Linked DNA regions of Homo sapiens: region 2 is linked to region 1. Evidence: chromatin loops called from intact Hi-C (ENCODE). Cell type or tissue: IMR-90. All regions are shown on one strand. Links, peaks and the distances in the headings refer to the core of each region. The heading gives the core; the rest is flanking DNA.

Region 1 (7,848 bases), core at 1,650-5,649:
GGCAGTTAAAATGGCAAATGCCTGACTCCAACACCTGCCATTCCTGGAAAGTGAGAGGTAGGTGGAGTCATGTATTTGATTCAGAAGAAAGTAAGGAAGATTGGAGGAAGGATGGTTTCATAACAACACTTAACTTACTTTTCAATTTCCAAAAGCCAGCAAGGCTAGCATAATCCTTCATAAAATTAAAGATTTCTACCTACCTGTATTAGTCCATTCTCATGCTGCTACAAAAAAACTACCCAAGACTGGGTAATTTATAAAGGAAAGAGGTTTAATTGACTCACAGGTCTGCAGTGTCGGGGAGGCCTCAGGAAACTTACAATCATGGCAGAAGAAGCAGCAAATGCATCCTTCTTCACATGGCAGCAGGAAGGAGAAGTGCCAAGCAAAGGGGGAAAATCCCCTTATAAAACCTTCCTTACACCTTATACAAAAATTAATTCAAGATGGATTAAAGAATTATATGTTAGACTTAAAACTATGAAAACCCTAGAAGAAAACCTAGGCGATACCATTCAGGACATAGGCATGGGCAAGGACTTCATGTCTAAAACACCAAAAGCTATGGCAACAAAAGCCAAAATTGACAAATGGGATCTAATTAAACTAAAGAACTTCTGCACAGCAAAAGAAACTACCATCAGAGTGAACAGGCAACCTACAAAATGGGAGAAAATTTTTGCAATCTACTCATCTGACAAAGGGCTAATATCCAGAATCTACAATGAACTCAAACAAATTTACAAGAAAAAAGCAACCCCACCAAAAAGTGGGCAAAAGATATGAACAGACACTTCTCAAAAGAAGACATTTATGCAGTCAAAAAACATGAAAAAATGCTCATCATCACTGGCCATCAGAGAAATGCAAATCAAAACCACAATGAGATACCATCTCACACCAGTTAGAACAGCAATCATTAAAAAAACACAACAGGTGCTGGAGAGGATGTGGAGAAATAGGAACACTTTTACACTGTTGGTGGGACTGTAAACTAGTTCAACCATTGTGGAAGTCAGTGTGGCGATTCCTCAGGGATCTAGAACTAGAAATACCATTTGACCCAGCCATCCCATTACTGGGTATATACCCAAAGGACTATAAATCATGCTGCTATAAAGACACATGCACACATATGTTCATTGTGACAGTATTCACAATAGCAAAGACTTGGAACCAACCCAAAGGTCCAACAATAATAGACTGGATTAAGAAAATGTGGCACATATACACCATGGAATACTATGCAGCCATAAAAAATGATGAGTTCATGTCCTTTGTAGGGACATGGATGAAGCTGGAAACCATCATTCTCAGCAAACTATCGAAAGGACAAAAAACCAAACACCGCATGTTCTCACTCATAGGTGGGAATTGAACAATGAGAACACATGGACACAGGGGAAGGGGAACATCACACACCGGGGACTGTTGTGGGGAGGGATAGCATTAGGAGATATACCTAATGCTAAATGACAAGTTAATGGGTGCAGCACAACAACATGGCACATGTATACATATGTAACTAACCTGCATGTTGTGCACATGTACCCTAAAACTTAAAGTATAATAATAATAAAATTAAATTAAATTTTAAAAAAACCATCAGATCTCATGAGAACTCACTATTATGAGAACAGCAGCATGGGGGAACCACCCCTATGATCTAATCACCTCCCACGAGGTCCCTCCGCCAACATGTAGGGATTACAATTCGGATTACAATTCAAGATGAGATTTGGGTGGGAACACAGAGCCAGACCATATCACTGCCTAATTACCAAAGTATTTCTTGACATAATATTTTAACATCAGAAAAGTTTCCACAAAACCCCAGTGGGTGAGAAAGCCCATCTGAGCAGAACATGTGTACTAAATTAATCAGTAAATGTGTATATTGCCTCCATCCTAAAGGCCCCATACATAAAGATTAAGATATTTTTAAGAATTAATATTATTAAAATAAAGATGCATTCTATTAAAGTGCATTCTAAGAGGCATCTTTACTGAATTTCAACACAGAAACACTCCTTAAAACAGAAAATTCCATTCCCCAGGTCCTCTTCATGCAGGAGAGATGCTCAACATGAAATGCCATTCACAGCTCAGAAAACCTACCCCCGCAAGAGCACAGAGATGCTAACATTCAAAGAAACACAACATGTGTTGCATCACAAATTTGGTTAGGAAGAAAGATCTGATTGCAGTCAGATATTTACTCTTGAGATAATATTGTTGCAAGACTTCCTCCCCACAGAATGAAATCTCTTCTTTTCCACTCCCACGGTATGAAGGTCACTTTGCATGTTTGTTCCCTCAACTGGTACATGTGGAAAGTTCGGAGCTATTTTTCCCTTTAAAATGTTAGAAAGAAACTCTCTTCTTCTCATATGACTGACACTTTCTAAAACACTCTTATCATCTCAGGAAATACACCCTGAGGGACTGGAGAAGACATGAGAAATGGTAAAAATGTTTCTGCTCACAAAATTACTACAGCCTGCTGCACAAGGCAAAGGGTCTCGTTTAAGAGCAAGGAGACACAAGTGCCTATCAATGTCAAAGTAGTAATTTGGATAATAATAACAACAGGCACACTTTGTTTTTTTTTTTCTTTAACTTTCATTTTAAGTTCAAGGGTACATGTGTAGGATGTGCAGGTTTGTTACATAGGTAAATGTGTGCCATGGTTGTTTGCTGCACAGATAATCCCATCACCTAAATATTAAGCTCGGCATCTATTAGCTCTTCTTCCTGATGCTCCCCCTCTCCCCACACCACCCCCTCTGACAGGCTCCAGTGTGTGTTGTTCCTCTCCATGTGTCCATGTGTTCTCATCATTCAGTTCCCACTTATCAGTGAGAACACGTGGTGTTTGGTTTTCTGTTCCTGCATTAGTTTGCTGAGGATAATGGCTTCCAACTCCATCCATGTCCCTGCAAAGGACATGACCTCGTTCTTTTTTATTGCTGCATAGTATTCCATGGTGCATATGTATCACATTTTCTCTATCCAGTTTATCACTGATGGGCATTTAGGTTGATTCCATGTTTTTGCTAACAGTGAATAGTGCTGCTATTGTGATATGCATGCAAGTATCTTTATAATAGAATGATTTATATTCCTTGGGGTATATACCTAGTAATGGGATTGCTGGGTCAAATGGTATTTCTGCCTCTTGGTCTTTGAGGAATCACCCCACTAATTAACACACTTTGAATATTTACTCTGGGCCAGGCACTGCTTTAAGCACTTCATATGAATTAATTCATTTAGCTCTCAGAACAGCCCTAAGGGGGAGGCACTATTCTTATCCATTTGGCAAGTGAAGAACGGACATAGAGATGTTAAGCAACTTGCCTAAGGTCACATAGCTAGCAGGTAAGTGGCAGTGCCAGAATCAGACTCTAGAGGTGAGGCCCCAGAGCTTGTGCTCTTACCATTTTTCTATATGTATGCTTTGTGTCACCTGATATATTTGAAAAAAGTCACATGAGACTAATTTTGTTTCAATGCCAGCCAGCTGTATCAATGACCTTTAACTTGTTCTTGCATGGCCAAAGAGTTCCAGATTGACTCAGGGCCCAGGTGAAGGTCCACAGAGACTCTTTATTACCAGTGGGTGGCAATGTTGTCCCATGAAGCCATCGTGGTGCAGTGTAAGGCCTGGCATGCTCCTTAAAGGTGGAAAGACGCCACTTTGTGGATAGGTCATTCTGGGTACCCCTAAGAATGCAGTTTCTTCAAAGCATTCAGGATAATCCCGCAGGGGGAGAGAGGGAATTAGAGGAATGCCCAGGAAACTGTTCATTGAAGTGATTCTTCCCGTCCTGCCATAATATCTCCAGTATGTCTCAATCATAAATAAGACATTTGTCTTCCCACTAGGGCATGTCTTTCTTAGGGACAGAAACTCTGTAGCCTTTGTAACTACAATTTTACTAGCATATGGTAGATGAGTAAATGGATGAATGAGTTCTTCAGAGGCAATCAATTCTATTTCAAGGAACAATCTAAGAAAGAGCTTCAGAGTCCTCTGTGGTTGTCCAAAATGAATCCAGACATCATTGGTGACCCTAGGATGTGTTTAGTCACCCAAGAATCCTCAGAATAGAATAAACCAAAGAAAGCCTCCCCAAATTACCCTGGTCTGAGCTCTTGAAATTGCAATACCCAATGTGCCCTTCCACTGACCTGGCCCTTTTGCAAAAGGGTCACAGCTTAGGCAGAACAAATGTCAAGCTAACTTCTGGGTAATTTCAACAAAATGGGCCCAGTAACCGATGCAGTCAAGGGCTTTCCCAAAGAGCTCCATAATAACCCAAGGACAGAGCCACCATATGAAGCTCTAAAAAAGGAACTTTTTGTAAAACTTGAGATACTCTAAGGAAGGTCCTCTAATCTAAAACATTTTTAATAGCCTATTACGTGTCTGACATACCAGTATTAATGCTAAGCCCTTGACATTGGATAATTTATGATACATCCAGAAATCAGTTAGGTTTTTTGACCATGAAAAATGAAGGAAAGAAATGATCTTAAGGCTGTCTATTCTTCCAATTTTTAGGTAAAAATTAATAAAAATTAAAATACATACCTATGTCTTTTTTAAAAAAAAACCTACTAGAGTATTTATAAAGGTCAGAATTAGCAAAATACATACTTTTTTCTTTTTTAGGATGTTATCAAACAGCAAGGACTTGCTTTCTTAGTTATAGATATGCTAGGCTCTGTGTACCCCCTTAGTATTAGTTTATTAAAGCTAGTAAGCCTGAATTTGGTTTATTCTGACAGGTATAAAAGAACATAAATTCATTATAGAGAATTTGAAAAATATAGAAAGTTCTGAAGAATATCCAAGAGATTATCTCTATAGACTTTTTGATGCACGTTCTTCCAGGCTTTTACGGACTTTTACACATTTCATATATATACATATTACAATTAAAACACAATTGTAGAGATGCTGTGTTGCTCAGGCTGGTCTCCAACTACTGGTCTCAAGTGATCCTCTCACCTCGGCCTCTTTTTTTTTTTTTTGAGACAGAGTCTCACTCTGTCACCCAGGCTGGAGTGTAGTGGTGCGATCTCGGCTCACTGCAAGCTCCACCACCCGGGTTCATGCCATTCTCCTGCCTCAGCCTCCCAAGTAGCTGGGACTACAGGCGCCCGCCACCACGCCCAGCTAATTTTTTTGTACTTTTAGTAGAGACAGGGTTTCACCGTGTTAGCCAGGATGGTCTCGATCTCCTGACCTTGTGATCCGCCCACCTCGGCCTCCCAAAGTGCTGGGATTACAGGCGTGAGCCACCAAACCAAGCCACACCCAAGTTTTTTTTTTTTTTTAACTTTGAACATGGTAATTTATCTTATGCATTATTTAAATCAACTGTTTAAAAATGTTCAAAAGCCACTTTAAGAAACATTTAAAAATACATTTTTCTGACTTAATGGTGATCACTTAAAATAAGCAAGTCACCAGACATTTTTAAACCATTCATAACACCATTACCTTAAATAATTGTTAGATTCCAAAACACAAACATTCACTATGTAGTACAACACACTGCTCAGCAGTAAGATTAGTTTCCCTCTGATAAAATACTTCATGTAGGTTATTAATTTGCCGGGCCCTGCAAAGTTATTAAAATTTAACTAATATAAACTGAAAACTAGAGAGGTAAGGGAATTGAAATAGAGCACAATTCAACCCTAAAACTTTAGAGCTGGTTTCTCTAAAGAGAATTTGTAAAATTCCTTATTCCACCCTTTGTTAAAGTTTTTATTTCAACTCTTAGATATAAACACGTGTTTGGGTTTTTTTGGGTTTGTTTGTTTGTTTGTTTGTTTTGAGACAGAGTCTCACTCTGTCGTCCAGGCTGGAGTGCAGTGGCGCGATCTCGGCTCACTGCAAGCTCTGCCACCCGGCTTCACACCATTCTCCTGCCTCAGCCTCCTGAGTAGCTGGGACTACAGGCGCCCGCCACCACGCCCGGCTAAATTTTTTGTATTTTTAGTAGAGACGGGGTTTCACCATGTTAGCCAGGTTGGTCTTGATCTCCTGACCTCGTGATCCGCCTGCCTCGGCCTCCCAAAGTGCTGGGATTACAGGTGTGAGCCACCGCTGCCCAGCCCCTAAACACGTGTTTTTAAATCAACAGAGGTAACATTAACATTTAGCATAGGATCTATCACAGGTTGTCTCCCAGATTGCTTCAGTATGTTTCTGTCAGGCCTACTATAAAGAAGAAAAACAAAGCAAATGGGTTTTGGTTTTTTTTGTTTTTGAGAAAAGGGTGAGTGGAAGAATCCAAATAACTTTACTTCCTTTAATAATTGTAGATGTGGCTAGGCGCGGTGGCTCACGCCTATAATCCCAGCACTTTGGGAGGCTGAGGCAGGCGGATCACCTGAGGTTGGGAGTTCAAGACCAGCCTGACCAACATGGTGAAACCCCGTCTCTACTAAAACTACAAAATGAGCTGGGCGTGGTGGTGCATGCCTGTAACCCCAGCTACTCGGGAGGCTGAGGAAGGAGAATTGCTTGAACCCAGGAGGCAGAGGTTGCGGTGAGCCAAGATCACGCCTGGGTAACAAGAGCGAAACTCCGTCTCAAAAAAAGAAAAAAAAACAGTAATAATAATAATTGTAGATGCAGAATTAATTTAAAATTCTAGATTTTTAAGTAGGGCAACTATCTTGAGAGCCAGCAGGCATTATTCTTAGACTTTTACTTTCAATCTCATAGGGAAACCCAGTTCGTAGGTTTAAAATTTTCAATTAAGTAATAAAAATTTTAGTCACTATTAACAGCCAAATTAACCCTTTGAAGGCAGCATTTAAGAGTAACTAGAAAATGGGAATTAGTAATAAAACAAATAAAGAAGGGCAATAAATACAAAGCAGAAACTGTCAAAGAATAATAGTCTAATGAACTGAAAACAAATGGAGAATAAAATGCTAGATATAATTTAATCAATCAAGGGATTCTTTCAAGTACAAAAGTGCATCAGCCTGCTAATAACTATGGTTTGACAGTCTCAAAGAAGTGAAAAATTAATACTCAAGAAAACAATTGTGAAAATAACCAGTTAGCAAATTTAATGCTCAAATCCAATTCCATATTCAAATAATATTAAAAGCCGATCAGTGGTTTATTTTCGTATCTCATTACAGTAAGAAAAACTCCTCTGAAATTTATGATATTTGAAAACAAACTGCGACAAAAATTGGCTTTATCTATGAACTTTCCACTAGAAAATATAAGCATACCATCATTAGAGAACATAAGACATCAAAAGCCTTATGTTTTAAAACCATACTAAAATAATTTATCTAAATAACGAAGATCTTAATCTAAAAGATAGTGAATACATCATCATCATGAAATCTGGTTTTATGTGCTCTATGAAATACTTGGAGAATTGTTTTTGTTTTTGCTTTATTAGGTCACACAAAACAGAATGAATTGGCAGAAAAGTGCTCTGTATGTTATAAAATAGCATTTACTACTTCAATTTAAATTGTTTTTACTAACAATTGTAGACCTTTTTGATGACACTGATTTTATGTATGCTTTTAATAAATTTTGTACTTATTAGTACTTAATGAACCCTTCCTGCCTCAATATAAAATTACTAAACTTGGAGAATTACAGATTTTATCGTGGACCCTGATATTAGTCACTTTGGAGAAGCTACAAATTTGGCCAAAATGAAGGATCCAATGACCCTTTAAATTATCTTTATTTTATATTTAATATTATGTGATCCTGGACTACACTGATTTAAAACATGCTTTTTGAAAAATGTCTTAATAATGGGGCAGTAATCTTCAGTGTGCTTC
Region 2 (6,329 bases), core at 2,109-6,108, 490 kb after region 1:
CGACAAGCAAGTCCCTTCCACCTATGAGCCTGTAAAATCAAAAGCAAGTTAGTTACTTCCTACATACAATGGGAGTACAAGCATTGGGTAAATACAGCCGTTCCAAATGGAAGAAATTGGCCAAAACTAAGGGGCTGCAGGCCCCATGCAAGTCCAAAATCCAGTGGGGAAGTCAAATTTTAAAGGTCCAAAATTATCTCCTTTGACTCCATGTCTCACGTCTAGGTCACGCTGATGCAAGAGGTAGGTTCCCATAGTCTTGGGCAGCTCCACCCCTGTGGCTTTTCAGGGTACAGCCTTCCTCCTGGCTGCTTTCATGGGCTGGCATTGAGTGTCTGTGGCTTTTTCAGGCACATGGTGCAAGCTGTCAGTGGATCTACTATTCTGGGGTCTGGAAGACGGTAGCTCTCTTCTCACAGCTCCACTAGGCAGTGCCCCAGTAGGGAGTGTCTGTGGGGGCTCCCACCCTACATTTCCCTTCCACACTGCCTTGGCAGAGGTTCTCCATGAGCACCCCCACCCCTGCAGAAAACTTTTGCCTGGGCATCCAAGCGTTTCCATACATCCTCTGAAATCTAGGCAGAGGTTCCCAAACCTCAATGCTTGACATCTGTGTACCCGCAGGCTCAATACCATGTGGAAGCTGCCAAGGCTTGGGGCTTCCACCCTCTGAAGCCACAGCCTGAGCTGTACCTTGACCCCTTTTAGCCATGGCTCTGGAAGGAGTGGCTGGGATGCAGGGCACCAAGTCCCTATACTGCACACAGCACGGGGACCCTGGGCCCAGCCCATAAAACCATTTTCTCCAAGGCCTTGGGCCTGTGATGGGAAGGGCTGCCATGAAGGCCTCTGACATGCCCTGGATACATTTTCCCCATTGTCTTGGGGATTAACATTCTGCTCCTTGTTACTTATGCAAATTTCTGCAGCCGGTTTGAATTTCTCCTCAGAAAACGGGATTTTATTTTCCATTGCATTGTCAGGCTACAAATTTTCCAAACTTTTATGCTCTGCTTCCCTTATAAAACTGAATGCTTTTAACAGCACCCAAGTCACCTCTTGAATGCTTTGCTGCTTAGAAATTTCTCCTGCCAGATACCCTAAATCATCTCTCTCAAGTTCAAAGTTCCACAAATCTCTAGGGCAGGGTCAAAATGCCACCAGTCTCTTTGTTAAAACATAACAAAAGTCACCTTTACTCCAGTTCCCAACAAGTTCCTCATCTCCATCTGAGACCACCTCAGCCTGGACCTTATGTCCACATCACTATCAGGCGTTTGGTCAAAGCCATTCAACAAGTCTCTAGGAAGTTCCAAACTTTCCCACATTTTCATGTCTTCTTCTGAGCCCTCCAAACTATTCCAACCTCTGCCTGTTACCCAGTTCCAAAGTCGCTTCCACATTTTCAGGTATCTTTTCAGCAGCATCCCACTGTACTGGTGCCAATTTACTGTATTAGTCCATTTTCCCGCTGCTGATAAAGACATATCTGTGACTGGGGAATTTACAAAAGAAAGAGGTTTAATTGGACTTACAGTTCCACATGGCTGGGGAGGCCTCATAATCATGGCAGAAGGCAAGGAGGAGCAAGTCTCATCTCACATGGATGGTGGCAGGCAAAGAGATAACGAGAGAGAAGCGAAAGCAGAAACCCCTTATAAAACCATCAGATCTCATGAGACTTACTACCACAAGAACAGTATGGGGAAAACTGCCCCCATGATTCAGTTATCTCCCACCAGGTCCCTCCCAAAACATGTGGGAACTATAAGAAGTACAATTCAAGATGAGGTATGGGTGGGGACACACAGCCAAACCATATCATACACTTTGCTGTTCTTGGGAGGGAGTGATGTCCTATAAATGTCTGTTAGATCTAGTTGGTTTATGTGTTGTTCAAGTCTTCAACTTTTTTGTTGATCTTCTATCTGGGCCTTTATGGAATGCAAGGTGTTGAATTCTCCAACTATTAGGGTAGCACTGTCTAAAATTACATCTTTACATATTATGTGCTCATTAACATAGATTTATAATTATTCTTTTATGCATTTATTTTTTAAATCCTTTTTCCTTAAAAAAGAGGAGTTACAAATCCAAAAATAGAAAACTACTTACTTTTAATTTCACCTATGTAGTTACCTTTACTGATATTCTTTAGTTCTTCATATGGCTTTGAGCTACTCTCTCCTAGCCTCTTTTCAGGCTGAAGGACTTCCTTTAGTATTCCTTGTAGTTATGAACTCCTTCCGTTTTGTTGTTCTAGGAACATATTTATTTCTCCTTCATTTTTTAAGGATACTTTTGCCAGATTCAGGATTCTTTTTTGGCTTTTATTCGCAGCACTTACGTCATTCCACTGCTTTCTGAGCTCCATGGTTTCTGATGATAAGCCTACTGTTAATCTTAATGAAGATTCCTTATACATGACCAGTCATTTCTCTCTTGCTGTTGTCAAAATTCTCTGTTTTTGTCTTTTAACAATTTAATCACAATTTGTCTTGGTGTCGATCCCTTTCAATTTATCCGCCCTGAAGTTCATTGAGCTTCTTAGATGTGTAGACGCCTGTCTTTCATTAAATTTGGTAATTTTTCAGCTATTATTTCTTCAAATATTCTTTACACTCCTTTATTTTCTCCTCTCCTTTTGGAATTCCCACTGTGCAAATGTTTGTTTGATAGTGTCCCACAATCCTTACAGGTCTTGTTCATTTTTCTTATTTTTTCTTTCTGTTCCTCAAACTGTATACTCTTGATGTATCTTCAAATTCCCCAATCTTTCTTCTGCCTGCTCAAATCTGCTATTGAACCCCTCCAGTGAACATTATATTTCAATTATTGTGCTTTTCAACTCCAGCAACTCTATTTGCTTTCTTTTTATAATTTCTACCTCTTTAATAGTATCCTCTATTTATTGAACAATTCACTTTTCCTGGTTTCCTTTAGTTATTGTCTATTATTTTCTTTGTTCTTTGAGCATATTGAAGACAGTTGACAATGTCTGGGCTTCCCAAAGGAATGTTCTTTAAAAATGTTTTCCTTATAAATAAGCCATACTTTTTTTCTTTGCATGCCTCATAATTTTTTCTTGTTGACAACTGGACATTTTGTATATAATATGGTAATTATGGACATCTGCTTCTCCCACTCCCCACCAGAGTTTGTTGTTGTTTATTTCTTTTATTAAATGTCTCAAACCAAAAAATAAAAAGATAAAAGCCCAAAATGCGAGAAAACACTCCCAGTCTTTGCCAGTTAGCTATGTGTTCTGGCACCCCTTCAATGCTTAACGAGGTAGTTTACAACGCCACCTTAGCCTTCACTTCCTGCTTGCATGAAAGCTGACGGTCAGTCAGAGGTGAGAGTTTACGGTGTTCTTAGGTTTTTCTCTGAGTATGCATCCAGACCAGGGCATGCCGATGGCCTTCTAGATTCCCCAGAATAAAATGAAGCTTTCCAAAGCCTTTATTCCCCCAACTATCTCCTTCTCCAGCCTCTTCCTTCCCAGGATTTTTGGTCTGTTTATTGCTTGTCCTGGCTTTCATACCTTGCTTTCTGTGACACTGGCTGTTTGCCTTTAATGTTTTTGACAAACACTGCCTGGGAAGCTGCCTGAGCCCTGAGGAAGCTCTGAGGCAGGTGAAACAAAGGCAAGCCGTTGAGTTGAACCTTCAGGAAACCATCAGGGAGGTCAAAACACACCTACAATTCCTTGAGGATAAGGTCCATAGTGCTCCCTCTGGTGCCAGCAACCCACACCAGGAATGTGGCTGCCATCTTCAAGGCCACTGACAACTTGGAGAATAGAAGATGACCACAGAACTCTCTTACCAAAATTCAGCAGTTTTTTCTTCATTACATGTTCCCCTGGATTTTGTGAGTTTTTTTTATCAGTTTCAGAGTTTCCAAAAAAGGTGCTCCTGACAGTTTTGCCAGCTTATTCATTTTTGAGTTCCCTACTTTTTTCCCATTTTTTGCTGACATCATTTCATACTATTTACTTTTGTGTTTCCCAGCCTTGCTTGAAATTATTTTCTCAGCCTGGAATGCAGAAAAAAAAGAAAGGTTGCTATCACTGAAACTATCAAAAGAATGTATTACTGACTTGTGTTACTTGACCAGCCCTGACTTGAAGGCAGGGCCAATGAACAGTTAAAAAAGTTTTTGAACAAGAATACCATCAGCAAAACAACTTTTATCTCCCTTAAAGACAACATTCATTAAATCGTTTGCCTTGCATTTGTCAAGCCCTCCATAATAGACGCAATGTTTGAGAGCACGCAGGCTTTGGGATAAGATCTTAGTATGAATTCCAGATCTTCTGCCACTTAGTAGTTGTTTAGCCTTGTACAAGGCACTTAAATTCTCTGGGACTATTTCCTTTTCTGTAAGACAGGAAAAATATACATTTCTAGAGCTGTGATAAAGACTTAAAGAGATATTATCATTTCCAGAACTGTGGTAAAGACTTAAAAAGATATACACGTAAAATTCTTGGCATTCAATGTTAGCTATTTGTTAAATTTGAATTTTTATTTTATTTTATTTTAGAGACTGAGTCTCGCTCTGTCGCCCATGCTGGAGTGCAGTGGCACAATCTTAGCTCATTGCAACCTCCGCCTACCGGATTCAAGCGATTCTCCTGCCTCAGCCTCCAGAGTAGCTGGGATTACAGGTGCACACCACCACGCCTGGCTAATTTTTGTATTTTTAGCAGAGACGGGTTTCACCATGTTGGTCAGGCTGGTCTCAAACTCCTGACCTTGTGATCTGCCCTCCTCAGCCTCCCAAAGTGCTGCAATTACAGGTGTGAGCCATCGCACCCAGCCTAAATTTGAATTTTCAAGTTTAGGTTTTTTGTTTTGTTTCGTTTTGTTTTTGAGACAGGGTCTTGCTCTGTCACCCAGGCTGCAGTGCAGTGGCACCATCATAGCTCACTGCAGCCTTAACTCCTGGCCTCAAATGATCCTCCTGCCTCAGCATCCCAAGTAAGCTTGACTACAGGCAGGTGCCACCCTGCCCAGTTAATTTTTTAAATTCTTTTGTAGAAATGGGGTCTCCCTATGTTGCCCAGACTGGTCTCCAACTCCTGGCCTCAAGTGATTCTCCCACCTCAGCCTCTCAAAATGGTGAGATTACAGGCATAAGCCACGGAGCCGGTCTAAATTTTTAGTTTTTTTTCTGGCATTACAGACACTGTTTCTTCTGGTTTAAACAGAAAAAAGAAAAAGAAACAAAAAGAGCCACTGGCTTCCTTTGTAAGAAGAGCTTAGGGTGGCCATATGCTTTTCAGGGACTGACCTTGAACTGATTTTCATAACAAGCACATTAATTTTACTTAGACTGTATGTTTACTTGGGGAGGTTTTGGGGAAAATTGCTGGGTATGTGGGGTGGGCCTCTAAAATCCTTCTAAAGCCCCTTTTAGCCTAGAGACTAATTTGCAAACACATTTTTAAAAAACAAACCCAAATATCTAGACGACGGAGGGAGCATGCCAACTCAACAGTTTTTTCAAACCAGCTTCCCTTTGTGTCTGTAGGGTCCAAGGACGTAACCAGATCATACAACACGCGCCAGGAAAGCCCAAAAGAGGGGTGATCCCTCGATGGAGGTGCCGCATCAGCGTTTTCTCACGTGGCCTCCGGGGCTCTATGAATGGCAAGAGATTGCATTCCTTCTACTACCCCTCCCAGCCTCCAGCCGGGACAAGGAACTGGAGCAAACTCGGGGCTGCAGTTCCGACTGGACTCGCCCACCTGGGCGCGCCGGCTGCCCAGCCTCCTGAAGCCTCGGGGCTGGGCCCTGCGGTGATGGGCGTGCTGGCCGTCGCAGAGCCCTCTGGGAGTTGTAGTCCGTAGCGGCGAGAGGTTTGACAGCGACCGCGGGCTTGGCGCATTCAGAACTCCAACTCCCGCCGGCCCCTGCGACCCAGGCTATTGCCGCTTCCTGTTTGGACTAGGAGCCCCGCGGTCGCAAATTGCGAGAATTTGGGAAGGGAATCTTTATCTTCTCGTCTAGTTCTCCGAGGTTGAAGGCTCGGCCTGCTCAGGTAGATCACGTTCCCACGTCTAGCAAACTCGCCCCTCGGGGAGGTGGGAAGGTATCCGAGGGAAGGCGGCGGGAAGGGTTGAAGTTGGGGCGAAGCCGGCTGTCACCTGGGATAGTTCTTTGCAGCGCATCGGAACCGTCTCTTCTTTTGGGGCTCAGGGAGGCCATAGCCTGGAGCCGCGGAGACTGCTCCGGAGGCACGGCGCGCGCTCCTCAAGGGCTCAGGGAAAGAAAGTCAGGAGTCCCTCGGGGTCTGAGGAAATCCGAGTGTCTATGGGAGTC

Evidence for each region. A loop is a pair of places that touch in the nucleus more often than their neighbours do. Peaks named below come from ENCODE experiments on the same cell type or tissue, not always from the same donor. Only the 100,000 strongest peaks of a DNase experiment are listed, where the experiment ranks them.
Region 2: a loop joins it to region 1, with 4 times the contacts of the local background. A loop is called at or near these places in 28 of 110 quality-filtered maps.

The regions. Positions count from the first base shown.
Region 1 is chr5:56,197,086-56,204,933 of GRCh38, reverse strand. All of the region lies in intron 2 of ANKRD55 (ankyrin repeat domain 55), which reads left to right. Among named protein-coding and RNA genes, the nearest start is that of ANKRD55, 32 kb to the left of the region's middle. In IMR-90, for the core only: a CTCF peak has its summit at 3,630 (motif pointing right); a DNase peak (open chromatin) is centred at 3,633; H3K27ac peaks cover 239 bases.
Region 2 is chr5:55,711,936-55,718,264 of GRCh38, reverse strand. SLC38A9 (solute carrier family 38 member 9) reads left to right here and starts at 5,941. Exons shown (of 16, transcript NM_173514.4): 1 at 5,941-6,048. RefSeq lists enhancers at 5,035-5,678, 5,514-5,703, 5,794-5,843. In IMR-90, for the core only: a CTCF peak has its summit at 3,764 (motif pointing left); a DNase peak (open chromatin) is centred at 5,864; H3K4me3 peaks cover 843 bases; H3K27ac peaks cover 430 bases.